Linked DNA regions of Homo sapiens: region 2 is linked to region 1. A link is an interaction called in ENCODE POLR2A ChIA-PET data of the cell type or tissue named here. Cell type or tissue: IMR-90. All regions are shown on one strand. Links, peaks and the distances in the headings refer to the core of each region. The heading gives the core; the rest is flanking DNA.

Region 1 (8,482 bases), core at 413-8,412:
AAATATACTTTTAGCCAAAATATATTTAAAAATTATTTACCATTCTTGATGTTAGGGAAAACAAGATGTGCAGGTGAACTTCTGTTTTCAGCAGCTTCTTTCTTCGGGCTAACAGCTGAAATAAAACTGCTGAAAGTGGAAATTTGGCCTTTGGCTCCTCTGTCCAAACCCTGAAAACAGAAAAGTTAACATTGCAGTATACTTCCTACTACCTATAAATTATTTTATTGCAAAAATCACAAACATTTATAAGAGATTTTAATTTGATGACGAGTAGATAATAGATAAAAACGTATATAAATTTGACTTACCTTTTCTAGGACTTAACTGTCTCACATATAAAACAGCCTTATTATCTATCCAATTACAAATTGAGAAGTTTGGAAATGGGAATAACAACAGTACCTATCTTATAGATTTACTGTAAGATTTAACAGAGATAATGCACATAATTAGCATTGTTCCTTGCACATTATACACCCTCCATTAATGTTAACTACAATTTTAACTGTGTATTTAAATAATACTATTTTTGTGACCTCCATAAATATTATTTTTAATAAATAGGATGCATGTGATACCTTACAGGCTGATTCACTGAAGGCTATCCTCTCATTTGATGCAACTTTACAAGTTCAGGTAAAAAGATAACCCTTTAGAGTTTATGTTTTTCTAAGCACTGTGATTGGGCATACCAGAATTTTTTTTTAGAAGTAGTGCTAAGCACTTGGGATCCTTAGGCACAGGTAATAGCAATCTTCTAAAACATGGAATCTATCCATTATCACATCTTTCACAAAATAACAACTCTATAAAATTCATAGTACTTATTTAATTAATCAGTATTTTGTAATTATACAAAAAATCTTCACACATACTTTGAAGCGCAAGATTAAACTATAGAGCTGCCTCAGGGCTTATTCTCAGCTCTCTGGGATCTTTTTATACTATGTTCCAATTTCCAGATGCTTAAGAGAATACAGTAGTTAACTTCTTTTAACATCCACTTTTAAATTCTAAAGGTAACGTCTTCACTTTCACAGTAGAGGAAGAGTTTCTTTTTCATCTCCTCCTTCTTAATTCACCAGACTGATTGCCATTTACCTTTTCAGAATTCACTCATATAATATAGCAGAAGCATTTATGCTCACTAAATTCCCCATTCTCTTGCAGTTAGGTAGAGCCATCTGATTCATTCTAACAGGCCACAAGTGGAAAAGACGTCTGTCATTTCTGAGTCAGAAAGTACCAATGCATTTAAGACTGGGGCAAAACTCTAGCTCTTCTCTCTTTTCCTCGACTGTGGCAACCATCCAGGCTGAGTTGACATGTTAGAGCATCTGTTAGCTTGGGTTCTTGAGTGACTATGTGAAACAGAGCCAATCCTGACCAATGTTAGACTATATCATTAGCAATAATAAACCTTAATAGTTTTCAAACACTGAAACTTGGGGCTAATTTGTAACTGCAGAATAGCCTATCATAACTTGTTTCTGAAGCTTTTTCCAGTGTTCACCATTTCTATAAAACCAATCATTCTTATTTATTCTTCTAATTTATTTACATTGTTCCACTAAAATTATAATCATTCTAATGTTGGCCCTTCATGCTGGACTAGAAGTTCATCACAGAGCTTGTCATACAGTGAATCTTGTGCATAGGTGCTACACTTTAAATTTACTTTTTAAAGAAATTAATATAAAAGAGCCCAAAGAGAATAAATTTCAGACACTATACACATAGAATTAAGAAGTCTCTAGAATTAATAGACTTTTAGAAATTAGTTAACTCCTTCATTTCACAGAAAGGAAAGTGGAACTGTCTGAGACTCACCTAAAGTGACCTAACAAGCAATGGAGATGTAATGGACACTACATGGGAACCTGAGGGACACTTCCATGAGTAAAGTAAAAACACATATGCATTTTTTTGGTGTGACATTTTTGCCTGTTCATAGATTTTATTGTAATTTGTTTTTGCTTGGTCCTTGATTCTTGGCCAGATTTCAGCTCAGTAATGTCTGGGTTAATATTTCTGTGTTAGGAAACAAGTCATTTGTTGAGTACTTGTTATACACCTACTACTACAGTACCTACTTTAATACATTATAACATTCCTATATGTATTTACACCCCATTTTATAGATGGGGAAATTGAATTTCCATGCCCATGTTCACAGAGCTGATAAATGGGAAGCCAGGATTCAAACTCCAGTTTGAATGACCATGAAATCTGTATTCTTAACACTTATATTACAGTCTCCCACTATAGCAGCTGTCACTAATTAAGGGCTTAACATGTGACAGTACGTGTGTTGAACACATCAGCCTATTTTCACAACAACCCTTTGTGGCTGATGTAATCTCTACTTTTATAGATGTATGTTGAGTTAAATTTAATCGCTTTAGGAGCAATTCACCTAACCAGAGAATATTACATAAGCAGAACAACTAAGTGTACTTTAGGGAAACTTCTCATGTCCTAAACCATCTAGGAAAGACTAACATTTTCTTTTCTTCCCCCTTCCTTCACCTCTTCTTAATAAAAGAAGTCTCAAAGAATATTGCTTAGTTCACTTGTGGGATCTCCAAACAATAAAAATTAAGAATTCAATTAACAGTTATTCAACAACTATCAGTTCTAATGTCTAGTGGATTTACAGTCTCAAAGATAAGAGAGAAAATTGAAAAGAGAGGTAAGACAGTGATACACAATACCTTTCCATAAAATAGTCAGTAAATTATGTAATTTGCATAATATTGGTAAATTAAAGCAGTTTGTTCAGGTACACAAAACTAGTGTGTTGATTAGGAAAATGAAATATAAACAGGTTACATATTTGAAAAAGTAAATCATTCCTTATTATATGTATTAGGATGCTTAAATAAGAATTTTATTAATGACTGGGGCTAAGTTTGCTTACTTGTATATTTTGTTGTCAGAAAATCTTAATAATAGTGCGAACAAATGCCAAATTGGACACACAAATTTGACAGTTATAAGAAAGTAACCAATTTGTAAAATAAGGTTAGCCGTGCTTGTATAATAAATGGTCCCTCAGCAACAGACCTTTGTTAACTTAGCTGTAAACATCTACAATAATTTAACACATAGAAGGCATTTTTTCATTGACAACTGTCATGAATGTTATCTAAGACTAAGCAACAGTAGTATTTAGGGAGCAGTGTAGTTGGAATATAGAATCAGAAAGGGAGAATGGTCCAGCAAGATATGACTGGGAAGGTAGGTAGTGGCCATATTATGAGGCCTTCAGGCTACAGAGTATAGATTCTATCCTGAACAGAGATAGAGAAAAATCATTGAGGACTTCTAAGCAAGATATGACATGATCATATCTGTATTTTAGAAAAAAATCACTATGGTAGCAGTCTAGGGAATAGAATAAAGGGCAGAAATACTGGAAGCTAAACCAGGCCTACTGGAAGAAATGAAATTTGAATAGAGATAGTAATAATAGGGAATGAAGAGGAATGACAGCCTGGGCCAAGAAATGACCAAATTGTTAACAGCGATTTCAGGTGTAAGTCTGAAGCATAATGAAAATGAACAAACCCTCCCATAAATTATAAAGTAAGTGAAATAAACAATGTAAAATGCTTTCTTCAAATTTCAGAAGAATAGGCATATTTTGACACCTCACTGTATAGAAGAGGGCATCTTTGAAGAAAATTCTAGACTGGGTTTTATCAACATGATTTGTGAGTAACTACTAAAGGAACCAATGCTCACTAGGCAAAAGTATGCTTCGCATGATGAAATAATGAATTTTTATAACAGGGTTATTGTAATATATCAACAGAAAACCTATAACGAGCTTGTCCAACCCACAGCCCCCAGGGTGCATGCAGCCCAGGATGGCTTTGAATGCGGCCCAACACAAATTCATAAACTTTCTTAAAACATTATAAATTTTTTTTGTGATTTTTTCTTTTTAGCTCATCAGCCATAGTTTGTGTTAGTGTATTTTATGTGTGACACAAGACAATTCTTCCAATGTGGCCCAGGGAAGCCAAAAGATTGGACACAACTGATAATATAAGGACAGAACTGTGGGAAATATTGGCATGTATGATGTGAGCTGGCAAAGGAGATTAAGAATGAATGACCAAAGAAATCCAGAAGAAAGTGATGTGTTAAAAATATGGGAGGATAAAGTTTCAAGAAAAAAAAAAGGTCAATAATGTTAAATAATGAAGAGTGGTTAGGTCTAAAATGTGCCTAACGGAAATGGGCAACTATGAATCTTGAGGACAGCTGAGGTAACAGATTTAGGGTAATGGTGGTGGCACGGACTATACAAAATAAATTGACAAATGAATGGGAAGTTAGAAAATGAAAGCAATGAGCAAGGATGACTCAGAAGCTTTACTGAAGGGGAAAAAAGCCTGAGGGGGGGAAGAATGCAAAGGTTTGAGGGAAGATCTACTATGCACATTACCATGGCTGCCATCTAATGTTCCCTTATATTTAAATTGCCCCACTCATGGTCCCCATAGCATTGCTGTTATTCTTTGTGCAGGAATGGCTGTGGACTAGAGCTGAGGTAGGCACTCAACTAAGGGGCAACCCATCTGCAATTAGGGTAGCCATGTATTAGCTGGCTTGGCATGATGGACATTGATGCTTCCTAGTATGTCAATCAGAAGTCTTTCCAGATTTTAGACAGGGGAATATAGAAAAGACTGACTAGCTAAAAGAGAATAGCAGAGGCACAAAAAACAGCCAGTCTCTGTTCCTTTGCTTTCTGCTTCCAATCTATGTGCCTCATTCCAATAAATTCTCTTTTGCCAAAAGGAGGCATAGTAGACTGATTTTCTTTTTTTCTTTTTTTTTTTTTCTTTTGAGATATAGTCTTGCTCTGTCGCCCAGGCTGGAGTGCAGTGGCACGATCTCGGCTCACTGCAACCTCTGCCTCCTGGTTCTACTGATTCTCCTGCCTCAGCCTCCTGAGTAGCTGGGATTATAGGCACATGCCACCATGCCCAGCTTTTTTTTTTTTTGTATTCTTAGTAGAGATGGGGTTTCACCATGTTGATCAGGCTGGTCTTGAATTCCTGACCTCATGATCTACCTGCCTCGGCCTCCCAAAGTGCTGGGATTACAAATGTGAGCCACTGCACCCAGCCTGATTTTCTTTTTTTTTTTTTTTGTAATCATAAAAGCTTAAACAACATAGAAAAAAATTCCTTGGTCTAATAAGTCTCTTGTTTGTAAAATAATTGTGCTCTTGACACGTTATACTTGAGATGACATGAAATTAATCAGACATTTTCACACATTGATAGAATAATAAAAGTCAATCCTCAAAACACTGGTTGCCCCACATCAGCTCATACAAGAGAAATCTTACAACCTAAGACTTTCATGAGAAAAAAAACGGGCATCATTTTGTGCAATGGCAAAATGATTAATATTAGAGAATCAAATCAAGAAGTTACTGGGTATTTAATACGACACCAAACTCCAGACTAAATTAAACGTTAAAGAACATTACTTTACAAACCTTCTGAAATTTGGACCACAGCTATTACTGAGTTTTGTATACGTTATCTATGAGTCCTACAGGAGAACACTAAAGATGATGGCCTGGAATGTGGCCAGCCTACAAACAGTGGGCTGGGGGTGTTGAGGAATAGTAGTGGGATACTCAACCAGCTGTTCCAGATTGAAGATAAGTACAAATAGAGAACACAGGGAAAAACACTAAGAATTCTTTGAGGGAAAGAAATACTCAAAATATTTCAACCTTTAAATAATAGATATGTATTTATTTCAACCTAATAAATAATAGACCTGACTCTCTAGGCAGAGGCTGACCATACATTTATTAAACTCGAATTCAATAAACGTTGCAAACAGCAGAAAAACGTAGTAATTACAATAACTAACCAAAAATCTTATTTCACAAGTACCTAATGTGGGCTTCAATGGTCTTTTTGATGATATAATCACATAGATTATATGTAAGATTATAATATAAAATAATCTCAAGATATTTAAACAGACAAACACTTAGAGTACCTGTTCTGCTATTAACATATAGTTAAATATTTTCAACCTTATTTTAAATTTTATTTGAATACATGAGTTCCTACTTTCAACCTCTATTGAGGAACAGACTGAATCTTAAATTTCCAATTTCTTCGTCATATTTTTCTACCAATGCCAATAAGAATAACAACCATGGTTTTCCATCATCGCTTCTGAATTGACTAACAAGTGGTACTATATTCAAAATTCTGGTAAAATTTACTTTGATCATCCTCTATACTCCAAAAGTTGCCTTACAAGATCAACATTTTTCTTCACATTCTAACCCAATCCTTGAAAAAAGGAGTAAGTGCTGGCTGTTCCATCACGAAATGCTTTAAAAGCCGTATCTCACTATCTTAGAGTTTCTGAATTAAAATATTTTAAATTGAACGTCTATGTCTATAAAATTCACCCTTTAGTCTCAATGAGTCCAAGAATCTGTGATGCATATAAAAACTACTTTTTCAAAAGAATGAGTAGCTTCCTGAGATACTGAGCAAAGGTTATTATGACAAAAGACTGATAAATAAACATATATTTATAGGTTTCAAGTTAAAATAGAAAACATTTAAGATACCCTACTTTACCAATTTTTAATAAACTGACCTAAACTACCAATCAGAGCCATCCTGGAGCCAACGATATAATTTACAGTCTACAAAGAGACTATTTTAGGCCTTGATCCTGGGTAAAGATATTTTGTTTCTCTTTTTGTATGGTTTTTTTTCACAGTTCCCTATTAGGATGGTGGGTTACAAAATCATGAAATGCTGACTTTGTTCTACATCCTTCTACTAAGATATGAAAAGTCAGCTACTTTCAAGGTACAAACTTCCCTCCCAACCTAAATAGCACCAGCCCAAGTGGAATTGGTTTAAGTTATATAAATCATATCTTTAAATGGAGACTAGGAAATAAGGATGTGGATTCTGAAACAAAATTTTGTCACAAAAAAAAATCAACGCAATTGATCATATAGATGACTGAAAATTAGCCCTACAAACATTAGTCCTGAAGCTCAGAAATTTCAGTTCATTTATCACTAGGAAGGCAAGGTGGCATTAGAGATTTTATTCATTTATTTTATAATATAGGAAAAGATAAAAATACATGAATACATTATGGTTATACAGTAAAATACTACTTTTAAAATATGCAATTTGATCCAGTCAAAATTCTCAATCAATTAAGAGTCTTGTTCTTTTTTTTTAACAAAAACATCTAGAACAAAACCAAGTTAATTTGAAATACATTAAGCAGACTCAAATTTCAGACTGACTTTTTCAATTCAGCTGAATTGGTAAAATCTCAATAATTTCTATTTTTAAAAGGCACATTCATTGGCGATCATTAAAAAGTCAGGAAACAACAGGTGCTGGAGAGGATGTGGAGAAATAGGAACACTTTTACACTGTTGGTGGGACTGTAAACTAGTTCAACCATTGTGGAAGTCAGTGTGGTGATTCCTCAGGGATCTAGAACTAGAAATGCCATTTGACCCAGCCATCCCATTACTGGGTATATACCCAAAGGATTATAAAACATGCTGCTATAAAGACACATGCACACGTATGTTTATTGCGGCACTATTCACAATAGCAAAGACTTGGAACCAACCCAAATGTCCAACAATGATAGACTGGATTAAGAAAATGTGGCACATATACACCATGGAATACTATGCAGCCATAAAAAATGATGAGTTCATGTCCTTTGTAGGGACATGGATGAAGCTGGAAACCATCATTCTCAGCAAACTATCACAAGGACAAAAAACCAAACACCGCATGTTCTCACTCGTAGGTGGGAACTGAACAATGAGAACACATGGACACAGGAAAGGGAACATCACACACCCGGGCCTGTTGTGGGGGGGCGGGGAGGGATAGCATTAGGAGGTATACCTAATATTAAATGATGAGTTAAAGGGTGCAGCACACCAACATGGCACATGTATACATATGTAACAGAACTGCACGTTGTGCACATGTACCCTAAAACTTAAAGTGTAATAAAAAAAAAGAAAAAAGTAAATGAATAAATGCAGTCTCTAAAGCAAAAAAAAAGGGCACATTCATTTCATTATTTCAAAAAATGTTTTTTGATGGCTCACTAGAATGTCACACAGATATCCTCCAAGTTACAAATATCAACTTAAGAGTAAGTAGTTATTCATATAGCTCACCAGTATAACATTTTACCACTCAAGAAGGGATTCTTCACTCAGAGTTAACTACAAAACTATAAAAAAAGGAGAAAAAATAGGGAAATCAAAGCTTCTCAGAGCTTTCTCATCTCCACCTACTTCCTCATTCATCTTCTGTTGATCTTTCTCTACTCTTCTTCAACTTTAACTAAAAATAGTTAATTTCCAAACACTATGCCAAAAGAAGTTGCTACTCTGGCAATAGTATCTGTACACCTTTTG
Region 2 (8,482 bases), core at 270-8,269, 220 kb before region 1:
TCACACTCCCACCAACAGTGTAAAAGCGTTCCTATTTCTCCACATCCTCTCCAGCATCTATTGTTTCCTGACTTTTTAATGATTGCCATTCTAACTGGTGTGAGATGGTATCTCATTGTGGTTTTGATTTGCATTTCTCTAATGACCAGTGATAATGAGCTTTTTTTCATATGTTTGTCAGCTGCATAAATGTCTTCTAAGTGTCTGTTCATATCTTTCACCCACTTTTTGATGGGTTTGTTTGTTTTTTTCTTGTACATTTGTTTAAGTTCCCTGTAGGTTCTGGATATTAGCCCTTTGTCAGATGGATAGATCGCAAAATTTTTCTCCCATTCTGTAGGTTGCCTGTTCACTCTGATGGTAGTTTCTTTTGCTCTGCAGAAGCTCTTTAGTTTAATTAGATCCCATTTGTCAATTTTGGCTTTTGTTGCCATTGCTTTTGGTGTTTTAGTCATGAAGTCTTTGCCCATGCCTATGTCCTGAATGGTATTGCCTAGATTTTCTTCTAAGGTTTTAGGTCTTATGTTTAAATATTTAATCCATCTTTAGTTGATTTTTGTATAAGATGTAAGGAAGGGGTCCAGTTTTAGTTTTTTGCATATGGCCAGCCAGTTTTCCTGACACCATTTATTAAATAGGGAATCCTTTCCCCATTGCTTGCTTTTGTCAGGTTTGTCAAGTCTCAGATGGCTGTAGATGTGTGGAGTTATTTCTGAGGCCTCTGTTCTGTTCCATTGGTCTATATATCTGTTTTGGTACCAGTACCAAGCTGTTTTGGTTACTGTAGCCTTGTAGTATAGTTTGAAGTCAGGTAGCATGATGCCTCCAGCTTTGTTCTTTTTGCTTAGATTGTCTTGGCTATACAGGCTCTTTTTGGTTCCACATGAAATGTAAAGTAGTTTTTTCTAATTCTTTGAAGAAAGTCAATGGTAGTTTGATGGGGATAGCATTGAATCTATAAATTACTTTGGGCAGTATGGCCATTTTCACAATATTGATTCTTCCTATCCATGAGGATGGAATGTTTTTCCCTTTGCGTCCTCTCTTCTTTCCTTGAGAAGTGATTTGTAGTTCTCCTTGAAGAGGTCCTTCACATCCTTTGTAAGTTGTATTGCTAGGTGTTTTATTCTCTTTGTAGCAGTTGTGAATGGGAGTTCACTCATGATTTGGCTGTTTGTCTATTTTTGGTGTATAGGAATGCTTGTGATTTTTGCACATTGATTTTGTATCCTGAGACTTTGCTGAAGTTGCATATCAGCTTAAGGAGATTCTGGGCTGAGATGATGGGGTTTTCCAAATATATAATCATGTCATCTGCAAACAGAGACAATTTGACTTCCTCTCTTCCTATTTAAATGCCCGTTCTTTCTCTTGCCTGACTGCCCTGGCCAAAATTTCCAATAATATGTTGAATAGGAGTAGTGAGAGAGGGCATCCTTGTCTTGTATCAGTTTTAAAAGGGAATGCTTCCAGCTTTTGCCCATTCAGCATGATATTAGCTGTGGCTTTGTCATAAATAGCTCTTATTAAGAGAAACATTCCATCAACACCTAGTTTATTGAGAGTTTTTAGCATGAGTGGGGTGTTGAATTTTATCGAAGGCCTTTTCGATATGTATTGAGAAAATTGTGTGGTTTTTGTCATCGGTTCTTTTTAAGTGATGGCTTACGTTCATTGACTTGTGTAAGTTGAACTAGCCCTGCATTCCAGGGATGAAGCCAACTTGATTGTGGTGGATAAGCTTTTTGATGTGCTGCTGGATTCTGTTTGCCAGTATTTTATTGAGGATTTTCACATCGATGTTCCTCAGGGATTATTGGACTGAAATTTTCTTTTTTTTGTTGTGTCTCTGCCAGGTTTTGGTATTAGGATGATGTTGGCCTCATAAAAAGAGTAAGGGAGGAGTCCCTCTTTTTCTATTGCTTGGAAGAGTTTCAGAAGGCATGGTACTAGCACCTCTTTGTACCTTTGGTAGAATTTGGCTGTGAATCTATCTGGTCCTGGGATTTTTTGGGTTGGTAGACTATTAAGTACTGCCTCAATTTCAGAACTTGTTATTGGTTTATTCAGAGGTACGACTTCTTCCTGGTTTAGTATTGGGAGGGTGTATGTGTCCAGAAATTTGTCCATTTCTTCTAGATTTTCTAGTTTATTTGCATAGAGGTGTTTATAGTAGTCTCTGATGGTAGTTTGTATTTCTGGGGGATCGGTGGTGATATCCCCTTTATCATTTTTTATCATGTCCATTTGATTATTCTCTCTTTTCTTCTTTATTAGTCTGGCTAGCAGTCTATTTTGTTAATCTTTTCAAAAAAAGCATTTCCAGGATTCATTGATTTTTTGAAGGGTTTTTCGTGTCTTTATCTCCTTCAGTTCTGCTCTGATCTTAGTTATTTCTTGTCTTCTGCTAGCTTTTGAATTTGCTTGCTCTTGCTTCTCTAGTTCATTTAATTGTGATGTTAGGGCGTTGATTTTAGAACTTTCCTGCTTTCTCTTGTGCGCATTTAGTGCTATAAATTTCCCTCTAAACACCACTGCTTTAGCTGTGCCTGAGATTCTGGTACGTTGTGTCTTTGTTCTCACTGGTTTCAAAGAACTTATTTATTTCTGCCTTAATTTCATTATTTACCCAGTAGTCATTCAGGAGCAGGTTGTTCAATTTCCATGTAGTTTTGTGGTTTTGAGTGAGTTTCTTAATCCTGGGTTCTAATTTGATTGCACCGTGGTCTATGAGACTGTTATGATTTCCATTCTTTTGCATTTGCTGAGGAGTGTTTTACTTCCAATTATGTGGTCCATTTTAGAGTAAGTGCAGTGTGGTGCTGAGAAAAATGTATATTCTGTTGATTTGGGGTGGAGAGTTCTGTAGATGTCTATTAGGTCCACTTGGTCCTGAGATGAGTTCAAGTCCTGAATATCCTTATTAATTTTCTGTCTCATTGATCTGTCTAATATTGACAGTGGGGTGTTAAAGTCTCCCACTATTATTGTGCAGGAGTCTAAGTCTCTTTGTAGGTCTCTAAGAACTTGCTTTATGAATCTGGGTGCTCCTGTATTGGGTGCATATATATTTAAATAGTTAGCTCTTCTTGTTGCACTGATCCCTTTAGCATTATGTAATGCTCTTCTTTGTCTTTTATGATCTTTGTTGGTTGGTTTAAAGTCTGTTTTATTAGAGACTAGGATTGCAATCCCTGGTTTTTTTTTTTGCTTTCCATTTGCTGGGTAAATCTTCCTGCATCCCTTTATTTTGAGCCTATGCATGTCTTTGCATGAGAGATGGGTCTCCTGAATACAGCACACTGATGGTGTGCTTTATTCAATTTGCCAGTCTCTGTCTTTTAATTGTGGCATTTAGCCCGTTCACATTTAAGATTAATATTGTTATGTGTGACTTTGATCCTGTCATGATGATGCTAGCTGGTTATTTTGCCCATTAGTTGATGCAGTTTCTTTATAGTATCAATCGTCTTTACATTTTGGTATGTTTTTGCAGTGGCTGGTACTGGTTTTTCCTTTCCATATTTAGTTTTTCCTTCAGGAGCTCTTGTAAGGCAGGCCTGGTGGTGATAAAATCCCTCAGCATTTGCTTTCTTGTCTGTAAAGGGTTTTATTTCTCCTTTGCTTGTGAAGCTTAGTTTGGCTGGATATGAAATTCTGGGTTGAAAATTCTTTTTTTTTTTTAATATTGAATGTTGGCCCACACTCTTTTCTGACTTATAGGTTTCTGCAGAGATATCCACTGTTAGTCTGATGGGCTTCCCCTTGTGGGTAACCCGACCTTTCTCTCTAGCTGCCCTTAATATTTTTTCCTTCATTTCAACCTTGGTGAATCTGATGATTATGTGTCTTGGGGTTGCTCTTCTCAAGGAGTATCTTTGTGGTGTTCTCTGTATTTCCTGAATTTGAATGTTGGCCTGTCTTGCTAGGTTGGGGAAGTTTTCCTGGATAATAACCTGAAGAGTGTTTTCCAACTTGGTTCCATTCTCCTTGTCACTTTCAGGTATACCAATAAAATGTAGGCTCAGTCTTTTCACATAGTCCCATATTTCTTGGAGGCTTTGTTCATTCCTTTTCATTCTTTTTTCTCTAATCTTGTCTTCACGCTTTATTTCATTAAGTTGATCTTCAATCTCTGATATCCTTTCTTCCACTTGGCCAATTTGGCTATTGATAATTGTGTATGCTTCACGAAGTTCTCATGCTGTGTTTTTCAGCTCCATCATTTATGTTTTTCTCTAAACTGGTTATTCTAATTAGTAGTTCCTGTAACCTTTTATCAAGGTTCTTAGCTTCCTTGCATTGGGTTAGAACACGCTCCTTTAGCTCGGAGGAGTTTGTTATTACCCACTTTCTGAAGTCTACTTCTGTCAATTCATCAAACTCATTCTCCATCCAGTTTTGTTCTCTTGCTGGTGAGGAGGTGTGATCCATTGGAGGAGAAGAGGTGTTCTGATTTTTGGAATTTTCAGCCCTTTTGCACTGGTTTTTCCTTATTTTCGTGAATTTGTCTACCTTTGTCTTTGATTTTGGTGATTATCAGATGGGGTTTTTGTGTGGACATTCTTTTTGTTGATGTTGATGCTATTCTTTTCTGTTTGTTAGTTTTCCTTCTAACGGTCAAGCCCTTCTGCTGCAGGTCTGCTCGAGTTTGCTGGAGGTCCACTCCAGACCCTATTTGACTGGGTGTCAGCAGTGGAGGCTGCAGAACAGCAAAGATTGCTGCCTGTTCCTTCTTCTGGAAGCTTCGTCCCAGAGAGGCATCTGCCAGATGCCAGCCAGAGCTCTCCTCTATGAGTTGTCTGTCGACTCCTCTGGGAGGTGTCTCCCAGTCAGGAGGCATGGGGGTCAGGGACCCACTTGAGGAGGCAGTCTGTCCCTTAGCAGAGCTCAAGCACTGTGCTGGGAGATTTGATGCTCTCTTCAGAGCCAGCATGGAGGAACATTTAAGTCTGCTGAAGCTGCACCCACAGCCGCCCCTTCCCCCAGGTGCTCTGTCCCAGGGAGATGGGGGTTTTATCTATAAGCCCCTGACTGGGGCTGCTGGCTTTCTTTCAGAGATGCCCTGACCAGAGAGAAGGAATCTAGAGAGGCAGTCTGGCTACAGTGGCTTTGCAGCACTGTGGTGGGCTCCACCCAGTTTGAACTTCCCAGTAGCTTTGTTTACACTGTGAGGGGAAAACCTCCTACTCAAGCCTTAGTAATGACAGACACCCCTCCCCGCACCAAGCTTGAGCATCCCAGGTCGACTTCAGACTGCTGTGCTGGCAGCAAGAATCTCAAGCCAGTGGATCTTAGCTTGCTGGGCTCCATGGGGTGGGGAGAGGGGTGGGGAGGGGATCCGCTGAGCTAGACCACTTGGCTCCCTGGCTTCAGCCCCCTTTCCAGGGGAGTGAGTGGTTCTGTCTTGCTGGCATTCCAGGTGCCACTGGGCTATGAAAAAAAAAAACTCCTGCAGCTAAGTTGGTGTCTGCCCAAACGGTCACCCAGCTTTGTGCTTCAAACCCAGGGTCCTGTTGGTGTAGGCACCCGAGGGAATCTCCTGGTCTGTGGGTTGTGAAGACAGCGGGAAAAGTGTAGTATCTGGGCCAGATAGCTTTGTCCCTCACAGCACAGTCCCTCAAGGCTTCCCTTGGCTATGGGAGGGAGTTCCCTGACCCCTTGCACTTCCCGGGTGAGGCAGCGCCCCACCCTGCTTCTGCTTGCCCTCCATGGGCTGCACCCACTGTCTAACCAGTCCCAGTGAGATGAGCCAGGTACCTCAGCTGGAAATCCAGAAATCACCTGCCTCCTTGTGGTGGCTGCAGGTCTCGCTGGTAGCTGCAGATTGGAGCTGTTCCTATTCGGCCAGTTTGCCTGGGAATCAAGAAGTATTTTTGAGTGTCTACGATTTTCTAGGCATTGATAAGGGTAAGGGATACAGAGATGGATGATATTTGGTGCCTGTCCTCAGTGGGGCATAGTCTCATAGGGGAGATTGTTGCATAAACAAGTAAAAACACGGAGTGCTACAAAAGCTATTCTAGCTGTCTAAGCAAATTCATCTCTGGAGTACAGATAAAAGAGCAGGGCATTCTCTCTCTGTCTTAGGGTTGGGGGAAGTTTAACATTGGACATTTGAGCCAGACCTTGAAGGATGGATATGGTTTGGCCAGGTGAAGGACTTCCAGGGAGATGGAACAGTGGAAACAAACAGGAGAACATAGCACATTAAGGGAGGGACTTAGGTGACCCATGTACTTTCCACAATTAGAAGTGTACATTAGCCAGTGGAATTTTCCAGGAAATTTTAATGTCAGTGGTGATCTTCCACAAGCAATAACATGAGAGGCAGAAAGCAAGGAGACATTGGAAAACAGGGGAGGAAGAGGTATTTGAAGGCCCACAAGGAAAAGGGGAAGTGGGAAAATAGCCAGAAGTAGCAAAGAAGACTCAAAGGATGACAAATGGGTTTATATATTAAAAGAATTCCTGATGAGTTATCCCTTAAAAAAACCCAAGTCTCCATCAGTCCTGGTCCTGGTGTTTGACTTATGATCTGAAAACAAATCTGTCATGTCCTAGGACAACTTGTGCTTTTGCTGAGGTTCCTGAGTCTGGGGCATTGGGTGGTTTGGTTGGCACTGCTCTGTGGTACTTTTGAAATAACATTTCCCCCGACTGCCAACTTAATAGTACACTCTCCTTATTTAGAGTTTTTGTCAATACTCCTCTTTAGACTGTTTCTGAAAGCATCTTTTGACAGTTCATGGTCTTGTCACCTGCTGATTCACCACATTCATTTCACATCACATCATTTCACATCGTTTCAACATCATCTTCTCAATTTCTGTGCAGGATTCTGAAACCAGCAAGTATTTTTCATAACTAATATATACAATTTACCTAACAGGCATGTGTTGTTTGTGCTGGGTATTGTGCCCAGTGTTGGAGAAACACAGATGAATAAGACATTGCCCTTACCCTCAGGGAGCTTACAGTCGAATGGAGGAGATAAACACAAATCAGATTTTTATAAAAGTAGATGGTAAATGAAATGATAAAAATAGTCACAAGGTCTTATGGAAAAGACAGAGGAAAGTCCCTGAGTTGGTGGAGGGAGGGCATGAAAGCCATCTGGGCAGGTGACATCTGAGCTGAGCCTCAAAGAAGGACTGGGCATTAGTCAAGCAAAGGCGAATGGAGAGAGGATGCTCCAGGTGGGATGGGCACCTTGTGAGTACAAGTAGGGATAGGGAATGACAAATGAAAATGAAGTCGGTGAGACAGGCAGAGATTCTGGAGGACTATGAATGTCAGCAGTTTGTTTCAGTTGTTTATTTTTAGTAGATTGAGATTATGGGCAGCCATAGTAAGATTCTGTGGTCAGAACTACATTTTAGACACTTTGTTGGTTGTGAGAAACATGCACCTGAGTGACACAAGATAGACTGGGAAAAGCTGGTTCGAAGGCTATTACAATTCAAGTGAGGGATGATGAGTGACAAGGGAGTGGAGAAGGAGACATCGATTTTCGGAAGTAGTAAGAAGGTCAAAGCAGGTAGGACTTGGTGATTGATTAAATATGGAGGTGAAGAAGACAGAAGTGTCCAACAAGATGTTCATGCTTAGATCCTACTTTAATATCTATGAATGAAGCAGCTAACTACTCAGATAAGGTATACACATGAGGTTAGGTCCTGGCTTGGAAGCCTGACCCAATTACTTAATAATTGTGAACCTTCTATAGTCATTCAGCCTTATCAGGTCTCAGTTTCCCCTTTTGTAAGATGAAATCAGAGGAGTGGCTTCACAGAGTTTTAATGAAGATTAAATAAAGGCTATGAAGGCAATTGTAAAGTTGAAAGAGGTAATCACGTGTAAATGTTATTGCTCATGTGTTGCCACTGTGATTTTGACCAATTGGATCTTGCATTTCTGTTTGTAGTTTGCGAAATAATAACTTCTTCCAGTATCAACTATGAAGAAGACTAAATTTTGTAAATAGCATTAAAACTTTGAATTTGGGGGTGGGACAGAGTAGAAGCAAGATAAGATAAAGTGATACCTAATCATCTTTTGCCCTGTTTTAAGCAATAGTCCTCTGTTCTTCTTCATCTTCTTTTTTTTTTTTTTTTGATATGAAGTCCCGCTCTTGTCCCCCAGGCTGGAGTGTGATGGCATGATCACGGCTCACTGCAACCTCCACCTTCTGGGTTCAAGCAATTCTCCTGTCTTAGCCTCCTGAGTAGCTGGGATTACAGGCACCTGCCACCATGCCCAGCTAATTTTTGTGTTTTTAGTAGAGACGGGGTTTCACCATGTTGGCCGTGCTGGTCTCGAACTCCTGACCTCAGGTGATCCACCCGCCTCCGACTTCCAAAGTGCTGGGATTACAGGCATGAGCCACCGCACCTGGCCCGTCTTCTTTTTAATTTAATAGCATTTAACTTAAAAAAAAAAACCATTAGATTGTAGTCATATTGTAGCAGTGATTATATCA

Evidence for each region. ChIA-PET counts read pairs that join two places held together with the same protein. Peaks named below come from ENCODE experiments on the same cell type or tissue, not always from the same donor. Only the 100,000 strongest peaks of a DNase experiment are listed, where the experiment ranks them.
Region 2: POLR2A ChIA-PET joins it to region 1 with 27 read pairs; 4 of 35 experiments call an interaction of 5 or more read pairs at or near these places.

Annotation. Positions count from the first base shown.
Region 1 is chr10:91,416,969-91,425,450 of GRCh38, reverse strand. It overlaps HECTD2 (HECT domain E3 ubiquitin protein ligase 2), which reads right to left. Exons shown (of 21, transcript NM_182765.6): 2 at 41-170. The region is part of intron 3 of HECTD2-AS1 (HECTD2 antisense RNA 1); the gene reads left to right. Among named protein-coding and RNA genes, the nearest start is that of HECTD2, 11 kb to the right of the region's middle. In IMR-90, for the core only: no CTCF peak of the experiment used is centred there; a DNase peak (open chromatin) is centred at 4,390; H3K4me3 peaks cover 198 bases.
Region 2 is chr10:91,641,215-91,649,696 of GRCh38, reverse strand. No RefSeq gene overlaps it. Among named protein-coding and RNA genes, the nearest start is that of PPP1R3C, 12 kb to the right of the region's middle. In IMR-90, for the core only: a CTCF peak has its summit at 5,793; a DNase peak (open chromatin) is centred at 6,816; H3K27ac peaks cover 151 bases.